Regions from separate parts of the Homo sapiens genome. Here region 1 is linked to region 2. The links are chromatin contacts, found by Hi-C in ENCODE. All regions are on one chromosome and are shown on one strand. Each heading gives the region's core, a stretch centred on a gene start or an enhancer-like site at or near the end of the contact. The rest is flanking DNA. Distances are from core to core; before and after follow the strand shown.

Region 1 (4,820 bases), core at 1,266-3,765, 3.7 Mb after region 2:
AGTTAGTTCTAACATTCTCAGTGATTAGTCCTATTAATGATGGGAAATACTGACTAGGTCTGGGTTGGTCTTTTTTAATTGTGAAGCTCCAGTAAAATGTTTCGACTCACTTGGCTTGGCTCAATTGCTAATGAGGAAGTCTGGGTTTTATAAATTCCCTGACACACACCAGTCACTGCAAAATCCTGATATTGGCCTGTCCTGCATCCTCTGATGGATCCCAGAGGTGCCTTCCTTCAGGGCCTACCAATGACTCACTTCTAACAGAAAAATGAGCAGAAGCCACTTCCTTTTTTTTTTTTTTTTTTTTCCTGAAACCATTTCTGGGTAACAACTGATGGAAAATTTTGCTCTCCACTGCTCAGGTAAGTAACTAAAGTAAAGTGCTTTAAGTATCATTGGTGCCATTGATCTCTATTTCAGTAAAGGATGGTGTAGGTGCAGATTTGTTTGAATCGAAAGACTAAATTATGGATTCTATAACCCTAGACACTTAGTGTCAAAAGAACAACTACATAGAAGCCTGTAGAAACATTCATACAGCTTGGGAAAAATGGGAGTGTAGCATTGCTTCAGAAAATTGGTGGTTCACATTGCTACCAGAGATGTTCACAGGCAGAACTTGTAGTTGGCAGATGACGGACACAGAAGCAGCTTCTCATCTATCATCGCCTTTTTTAGAAGAGAGACCAAACATGTACAACATGGCAGTTATTATCCTGGTCAGCAATCTAGCCAAAATATCTAACCTGGTTTACAGCTAGGAAATAACAGTTCACTGAGATAGAGTGAAGGCATGTTAAAAATCACACAGTAGGAGCAGGTCAAAGCAGTGAAGGAGATTATCATATTCATGGTACTCCAGAAATTAATCCTTGCAACTACATCAGCTATTACTGGAACCCCGCCCCCGAGATCGACATTTCCCAATATAATATATATTTCACAAACTAATAAAAACCATCATAATTTAAAGAGAAAGTTTCTTGCCACTTACAGACTCTTTAAACTTAAAACCAAACCATTATCTTTAATGTTGACGTGCCTAGAAACAAGTCTGTAACAATACTAACTTTAAAGTAGTCTCTGCTGACTTCAGCTAACTAAAATAAACACATAAGGAAAAATAAACATGTAGGGAAAAACAAAATGTTCACAGTAGGATATGAGAGAATATTTTGGAAGCTATAAAAATATAACTCCTATTCCAAATATAATTGATTACAAAGGCACGAAAGTAGCTCAAAACAAAGGATGAAATGAACAAAACCTTGTTAAAATAATCAAGGTTAGAGAAACAATGCTGACGTTATTGTGCAGTTATTCTCAGATTTCCAATTTTCTAGTCACCTTGGTTTGGTTTATTTGGCACCTCTCGGTCTCTCATAAGATCTTGTTGGCATATTTATCTAGTCAAATCATTATTATTATTAGGCAACATTACTGAGCACCTGCTGGGTGCCGGTTAGGAGCCAAGAATATAAATCTTTGCTAGAGAGACTAGGAACGTGTAAGAAAAAGGGTAACCGACAACACAAGAATACATGCTAATTATTGGCATTGAACTGAACGTACCTGCATTATCTAACAGACTGAACCAGGGGACTTTCAGACCAGGCAGGTGGCTTCACACCCAACCCTCATCATTAATAATTTATAATGTAAGGATAGCAAATAAATTTTCAAATCAGTAAATATGAAAGAGTTCAGAAGATCAGATGACTAGAAAGGTTCAGTAAGGAGTTCACAATTAGCAGACAATTGAAAGAGCGCCTTTCAGAAAGGTTACGACTTACATATACAAATAACTAATTCTTGTTTTATGATTTAAAAGCAGTATTTTTACATCTTTTCACAAATATGTAGGGACATTTGGGGCTGAGGTTTCACAAAAACATAGGTGGGAAGGAATCACCGCAGTGCACTCCTGAATAGATTGTCACTTTAGGACCTGAATCCTGAGAGATCTTCTGCAACAGGGCTAAACCCATTTTTCCTAAACTTTATTTTGCACTACAAATGTTTTTTAACCTTTTACGATATGTCTTATTAACCGCGCTTTTTCCCCATTGACTAAAAAATTAATAAATGGCATATGTTTCATTAGGAAGATGGTGACAGAGATTTCCTGCTTCAGAAACGTTGGAAGCCACTGGTTTAAAAGCACCCGGAACAGAGGGCTGTACTTGGGTTCTCTCTCCCCGCTGTGTCATTTCAGTCGAAGAAAAAGACAAAATTACATGTGCGCCTTACAGACTCAACAGGGTAGAAAACACTTGCTATCATTTCTTTTATTTTGAAGTGAGCTTTTATATAAACACACGAAACCATCTATTTAATAGTAAAACGTTGGGCAGGGAAAGGAAGTCCCGCGCGTTCGCGACTCTTCGCCTCCGCTAGAGCGTGACCGTCACGCCCTCTGCTACTTATAGGGGGAACGCGCCGGGGCATCATAGGAGTCGGCGGCGGCAGGGATTGTGGGAAATGTAGTTTGGAGACTCCGCCCTCCTCGCCATTCCTGTAATGGCTGCTTCCTAGAAGGTAATGTACGAACTCGTCTCCAAAGGATACTTAGGTTGCACCAGTGTATTTGTAAAACAGGAGCAAATTTGGACCTTGCCGGGCCAAAGTACGAATTCTTTTTCAAATCTTAATATCAAGTCCTGAAATGAAATTATCTCTGTTCTGTTTCTTTTTACCTTTTCTTGTGTGGGTGAACTGACCAACTTTTAAGTCTAGTTCCCTGTTGGACAGACTTTTCTCAACTCATTACCTATCCCCCTACCGTCCATATGGCCTCCACGCTCTGCACTGACTCTAGCTGCCTCTTTAAAATAATAATAGTAATAATAATTAATTTTTAAATCCTTCTCTCCGCCCCCTCCCCACCCCCCATGCTAATAATAGGTCGTGTCACGTGGAACCTCTTAATCTCAGCATCCGGAGCTCCAGGAAGGGAAAATTTCAAGTCAGATAGAATTCTATATATACCATTTCTTTGGTAAGTCTTATTAATTCCCCACAACTTCGCAGAGTTATATGTTGTGTGACTTTTGCCAAATTTGTCTGCATTTCTTGGATGGGAGAGACCCTAAGAAAATGTACAATTTTTACCCACTAGGATATTTTAAGTTTCCAAGTTAGTGGCTCGTGCTTTTTTTCTGTTTGTTCTTAATTATGAACTCCTGTTCAATTTTTGTTTGGTTGATGCACGAGGTGTTGGCATTATCGTGGAAAATTCCTGGGTTTAGAGTGTTATCACGAGATAGGGAGATGAACCTCAAATTACTGTCTTTAACGTCCCTCTGTTTTTCCACCTATAAGATGAGGAGATGGATTGGAAATGATTCATAAAGTATCCAAAAGATTGGCTGGCCTGTTATTTGTCATGTGTTCATTTTGTCATTTGAAAAGGGAGGAATTTTTAATGGTTCCTTTTTGTTTCCATGTTTAATTTCTAGGAACCTTCAGCCCTCAAGATTCCAACATCATGACCTCAGTTTCAACACAGTTGTCCTTAGTCCTCATGTCACTGCTTTTGGTGCTGCCTGTTGTGGAAGCAGTAGAAGCCGGTGATGCAATCGCCCTTTTGTTAGGTGTGGTTCTCAGCATTACAGGCATTTGTGCCTGCTTGGGGGTATATGCACGAAAAAGAAATGGACAGATGTGACTTTGAAAGGCCTACTGAGTCAAACCTCACCCTGAAAACCTTTGCGCTTTAGAGGCTAAACCTGAGATTTGGTGTGTGAAAGGTTCCAAGAATCAGTAAATAAGGGAGTTTCACATTTTTCATTGTTTCCATGAAATGGCAACAAACATACATTTATAAATTGAAAAAAAAATGTTTTCTTTACAACAAATAATGCACAGAAAAATGCAGCCTATAATTTGCTAGTTAGGTAGTCAAAGAAGTAAGATGGCTGAAATTTACATAAGTAATATTTCATAATCTTAGAATTCTCTCAAAGCATGTGAAATAGGAAGAAGGAAGTTCTTGCCCAGAATCTTAGGAAATCACCACTGTTCGGTTATAATCACTGCCTCCTGAATCGTTGAGGAGTCTTTTAAATTAGATTTTTGTTTTGTTGTCTCCCAAGTTAATATTATATTTAGATATCAGAGAGTCAGGCAAAAAGGAAAACTTTTATCTCTAGGGAAAAAACATTTAGAAAAATGTATTCAGTGTATCTAATACTGAAATGCGGAAAAAAATTTAATGTTAAAAAAAAACTATAGACATTGACATGGAAAAGAGATTTAATGTTTTGAAAAAAAACTTTATATTAACTGAGTAACATCCTCCTGATGAGAAGTACTATATTAAATATAAACCCATTATGTTATAAGTTAATGTTTCGTGTCCATTTCTTATTTGGGGCTGTTTGTATCCATTGTGGATTTTTATATGAGCTAAGTGGAGAAGGGCAGGATGCCTTGTGTTAACTGATTGCGGTAGCTTGAAGAGACATAATGAGAACTGGGCAGCATTAAGGTCAGAGAAGCCCCTGATAGAAAATCTAGAAATATAGAAGGAAAATGAAATGGCTTAAACTGATTTGTACGCCAGCCAAACGAAATATCCTCTCTGGCCTAGCTACTTAAAGTGTCTTCAAGCCAGCAACATCACCTGGGGCTTGTTAGAAATGCAGAATCTCAGGCCCCACCCAGACCAATTGGATCAGGAACAGCATTCGTTTCCAAAGCCCAAGTTAATTTGTATGCACATTACAAATTTAAGAAGACTGCCAACTTGCTTGAGCCCAAGAATCATTCCAGGCACTTGATAAGACTTTTTGATTCCCTGGTCTTTCTCCTGGTTG
Region 2 (4,244 bases), core at 1,040-3,539:
TTAGAGATGAGGTCTCGCTATGTTACCAGGCTGGTCTACAACTCCTGGGCTCAAGCGATCCTCCACACCTTGGCATCCAGAGTAGTTGGCATTACAGGTGCAAACCACCGTGCCCAGCTTAAGAGCTTATTTTTGAAAATTACCAATAAGGCAGTAGAACGAGTAATATTAAAATATCACTTTTAAGTCCTCTCTGTTTTCTGATCCCATACTGGACACATCCTCCTCCCCCAAAATGAAAATAACCTTTAGATATCTCAAGTGACAAGAACGTTAAAATTTCACTTTACTGGTTACTTGAATTTAACCTAAAGGTTTTGTCAGTTTTTAAATTAGTAAATATAGTGATAAAATTTATATGTAAAATATCTACATAATATTCTTACAAAACATCAAAAATCAAATTAGAATTTTCATTCATTTAACCATAAAACATTTTGCTACTAGGCGGCACAGGCTTTAAGACACACAACCTCCTCATTCCTCTTTATGAAGCTTAGTGCCCTGAGAGTGCCAGATAATAAGGCATCTTGTTATCTCATTTTTAAAAAACTTTTTTATTTTAGGCCTTTACAACACATGGCAGGTCTATATTAACTCCCACACCGAGTAGTCTCTCTTCAGCTAGATTTCTAGCCACTTGAGCTACTAATCATCACTTAAGAATGGTAGAATAAAAACACGACAATCTCTTTTTAAGCTTTTTAGCACGCCTCAATTTTAAATATGTTTGTGCACTCCTGTACACTTTCAGTCACCTAAATAAAATAGGATTATTTATCAAGATTATACATTGAATACTGTACAGCAACTTTTGTGGATACGGGGATCTGCCTACTGGGTCTGTGGGCTATGGAGACGTTGCTCGCCCCCATTTTGTTGTTGTATTATCACTTTCACCGAAGAACACAAGAGAAAAAAAGATTTCCGAAAATAAAGATGAGGCTGACTTCTGACCATTCACATTGGGAATGGGACAGAACCTTCTATTTCGGTGCAAGAACACAGCATATAAAAACATCTAGAGCAGAGGGTCCTAAATGAAAATATCCTCAGACTTACATGAAGATTTCTTAAACACCACAACATACCTAAATGTACCTGTATTTTCCTGCACTGGCTTTGAAATTTAAAAATGAAGCACTCTTTAACGAAGAGTGGACATTTCCAACCCTGCAACTAACTCATTCCTATGTTCTGTCAGTTACTTCTAAGGGTCCTTTCCGAGAAACAGTCAAAATTAGCAGGGTTCTCCCCTACCCCACCACCCTCGGGAATGGGACGTTCCCAAAAGCCAAACGAAAGGGGCGAATTAAGAGAGCAGCAGTTCAATGAATTATTCCATTACTCGTTTTAAATATCTGAGAACTTAAGTCGTTCATCTGGTTCCATTGCTGTCACAGCATCTAATATACAGTAAAAGGAGTTGCACATTTTCCCCTCTTCGGAAGAAGTCCTAGCAGGAAAGTGAGGTGCCACCAAATCGACCCCCGGGGGGGGGCTGCTGCCAACGTGGGCAGAAAACAACTATGGGGAGGGGGTCGTCTTTTTGTGAGCAACTCCGCTGCCTCCTGGGGAACATGGGAGCTGCAAGCTTACTGCTAGAGCCACGAAAGGAAAGAGAGAAGGAGGGAGAGATGCCTCCATGGGGAAAGGGAAAAAAAAGGATAAACCGTAGAGGATCAGAAAAGGAAGCATTTTGCTTTGAGGAGGGGGAAGTAGAAGGGAGAAGTGAAGGTCTGCTTCCTAAGCGATTTTTCCCTTCCCCTCACCCGCCGCTACACTCACAGGCCAGGCCGCCGCGCTGGGCACTGCCCTTGGGCCGCTCCCACGCACGGACGCAAACCCCTTTGCGTCCCTGGTCCCCGGTCCCCGGCCCCGGCGGAGGCCCCGCGGCCCGACAGCAGGAGAGGGTCCTGGGCAGCCGCCGCCCTCCCCCGCGCCCGCGCCCCCGCCCGCCGTCGCCCGGCTCCCGCTTCCTATTTTCGGAGTACACACCCTACAAGGAGCGGAGCGAGCAGGCCTGGCAGAGACCTGCCCCCGCGCGGGGCCTCGGGTGACGGACAGGGGCAGGCACTGGGCGCAGTAAGGATGGGGGAGGAAGGGCAGCCGAGGGCAAGGCCAGCTGCGGGCCAATGCCCTTCCCCCGCGACCAGACTCCGGGCCCACCCGCCCGGGCTGAGCCGGCTCCTGACAGCCCGCGCCGTCGCCCCCGCGACTCTTACCTTCTCTTCATCAGACAACTGCTCCTCCAGATCCGCCATCTTCCTTCTGGCGACAAACCGCGGCGGCGGCGGCGGCAGCGGCCACCTGACTTCCCCGTTTCCGTGCGGTCCTCAGCGCCGCGCGCCCCCGCTAAGGGAGGGGCCCGCCGCTCAGGCCGCCGCGCACGCGCACCCCGGGAGCCCCGCCTCCCTCGACCCGGCCCTCGCGGACTGAGCGCGGCTGTGCGCGTGCGCGGGCGCCTGGTGGCCGGGCGGGGGACCGTGTCTCGCTGGGCCGCCTGCTGCAGGCTTGCTAGCATCTTGAGTGCAGCGTGCTCTCCCCACTGTGACCATATGGGCTCAGTCTGCGATGAGTACATTCTGAGCCCTTCGTTATGTTTCCATCAAGTCCTGAACTCTGCCAGCTAAAATGTGAAAAGGTGTACAAATAGAAGCCTTTTAAACATTGTTTTTTCAAATATTAGAGAAGATAGTTGGCTTTCATTAAAATACACATCACGACCCTCTCCATAATTGAAAGATTGCTCTTGATATACTCCTTTATTCATCCAACAAATATTTTTTGGTTCTTTAACGGGGTGCGGGGCACTGTGTTAGTCTCTGGGGATACAGTGTTGAGGGGGAAAAAAGCAAGCTAGACATACATGTTCATAGCAGCACAATTCGCAATTGCAAAGAGATGGAACCAACCTAAGTGTCCATCAACCAATGAGTGGATAGAGCAAATGTGGGTATATACACCATGGAATACTACTCAGCCATAAAAAGGAACGAAATAATGCCTTTTGCAGCAACTTGGAAGGAGCTGGAGGCCATTATTCTAAGTGAAGTAACTCAGGAATGGGAAACCAAATATTTTATGTTCTCACTTATAAGTGGGAGCTAAGCTATGTGGGTTCAAAGGCATAAGAATGATAAAATGGACTTTGGGGACTGGGGAGGGGATAAATTACTACGTATTGGGTACAGGGTACACTGCTCAGGTGATGGGTGCACTAAAATCTCAGAAGTTACCGCTAAAGGACTTATCCATGTTACCAAAAATCCACCTGTATTCCAAAACTGTTGAAATAAAAAGAGAAACTTCCATACTCAAGAAGCTCATTTTCTACTCATTAAACAAACATATATTGAACAGTTGGGGCCGGGCGCGGTAGCTCAGGCCTGTAATCCCAGCAATTTGGGAGGCCTCCGTGGGCAGATCATCTGAGGTCAGGAGTTCGTGACCAGATTGGCCAACATGAAGAAACCCCGTCTCTACTAAAAATACAAAAATTATCCGGGGCGTGGTGGCGCATACCTGTAATACCAGCTACTCGGGAGGCTGAGGCAGGAGAGTTGCAGAAGTCATTGCAACCCGAGAGGCGGAGGTTGTCCCTGTCCCTGCAACCCGGGAGACGGAGGTTGCAGTCAGCCGAGGTCGCGCCACTGTACTCCAGCCTGGGTGACAGAGCAAGACTCTGTCTCAAAAAGCAAAACAAAAAAAAACAAAAACAGTTGGGGAAGGCACTGTACTATTCCAGGGGAATACAAAGCTATGTTAGACATGGATCCTACCCTCCTGAATAGGTTTGCCATATTAAATATAGGACACTTAATCAAATGTGAATTGCAGATAAGCAATCTTTTAAAAAGTATGTCCCATGAAGCAGTGGAGACATACTTAAACCAAAAAATTACTCATTGTTTTCAAATTTTACTGGACATCCTTTACTTTTATTTGCTAAATCTAGCAACCCTGCTTTTGAAGCTTGAAGTTTATGAGAGATTAAACATGTAATCAAAGCTGCGTAGATATGAATCAATTGGGAATCTTGTGAAAACGAAGTTGTTAATTCAATAGATGTGGCATGAGACTGGAGAATCTGTATTCTCCAGAATACAGCCTGTAGAATAACAGGCTCCCAGCTGATGCCAGTGCTCCTGATCTGGAGACCACATTTTGAGTGGTAAGGCCTTAGGGTTTAAGATAGGCGTTCAGATTCCGTGAGGAACTGTTGAGAACTTTTGAACAGTGAC

The links. A loop is a pair of places that touch in the nucleus more often than their neighbours do. Pooled maps may share reads with other maps.
Region 1: a loop to region 2 is called in a map of CD8-positive, alpha-beta T cell, with 11 times the contacts of the local background. The contact joins the promoter of SMIM30 here to the promoter of CAPZA2 in region 2. A Hi-C loop is called at or near these places in 2 of 168 maps with a recorded cell type or tissue (CD8-positive, alpha-beta T cell and naive thymus-derived CD4-positive, alpha-beta T cell), 1 of 37 single-sample maps with no recorded cell type and 13 of 50 pooled maps.

The regions. Positions count from the first base shown.
Region 1 is chr7:113,116,249-113,121,068 of GRCh38, reverse strand. It overlaps SMIM30 (small integral membrane protein 30), which reads left to right and starts at 2,515. Exons shown (of 3, transcript NM_001352688.2): 1 at 2,515-2,541; 2 at 2,908-3,001; 3 at 3,462-4,351. The coding sequence starts at 3,491. The coding sequence ends at 3,670. All of the region lies in intron 2 of LOC107986837, which reads right to left. RefSeq lists enhancers at 2,116-2,255, 2,150-2,744.
Region 2 is chr7:116,860,632-116,864,875 of GRCh38, reverse strand. CAPZA2 (capping actin protein of muscle Z-line subunit alpha 2) reads right to left here and starts at 2,289. Exons shown (of 10, transcript NM_006136.3): 1 at 2,226-2,289. The coding sequence starts at 2,264. RefSeq lists a silencer at 1,802-2,541 and enhancers at 1,908-2,670, 2,622-2,671.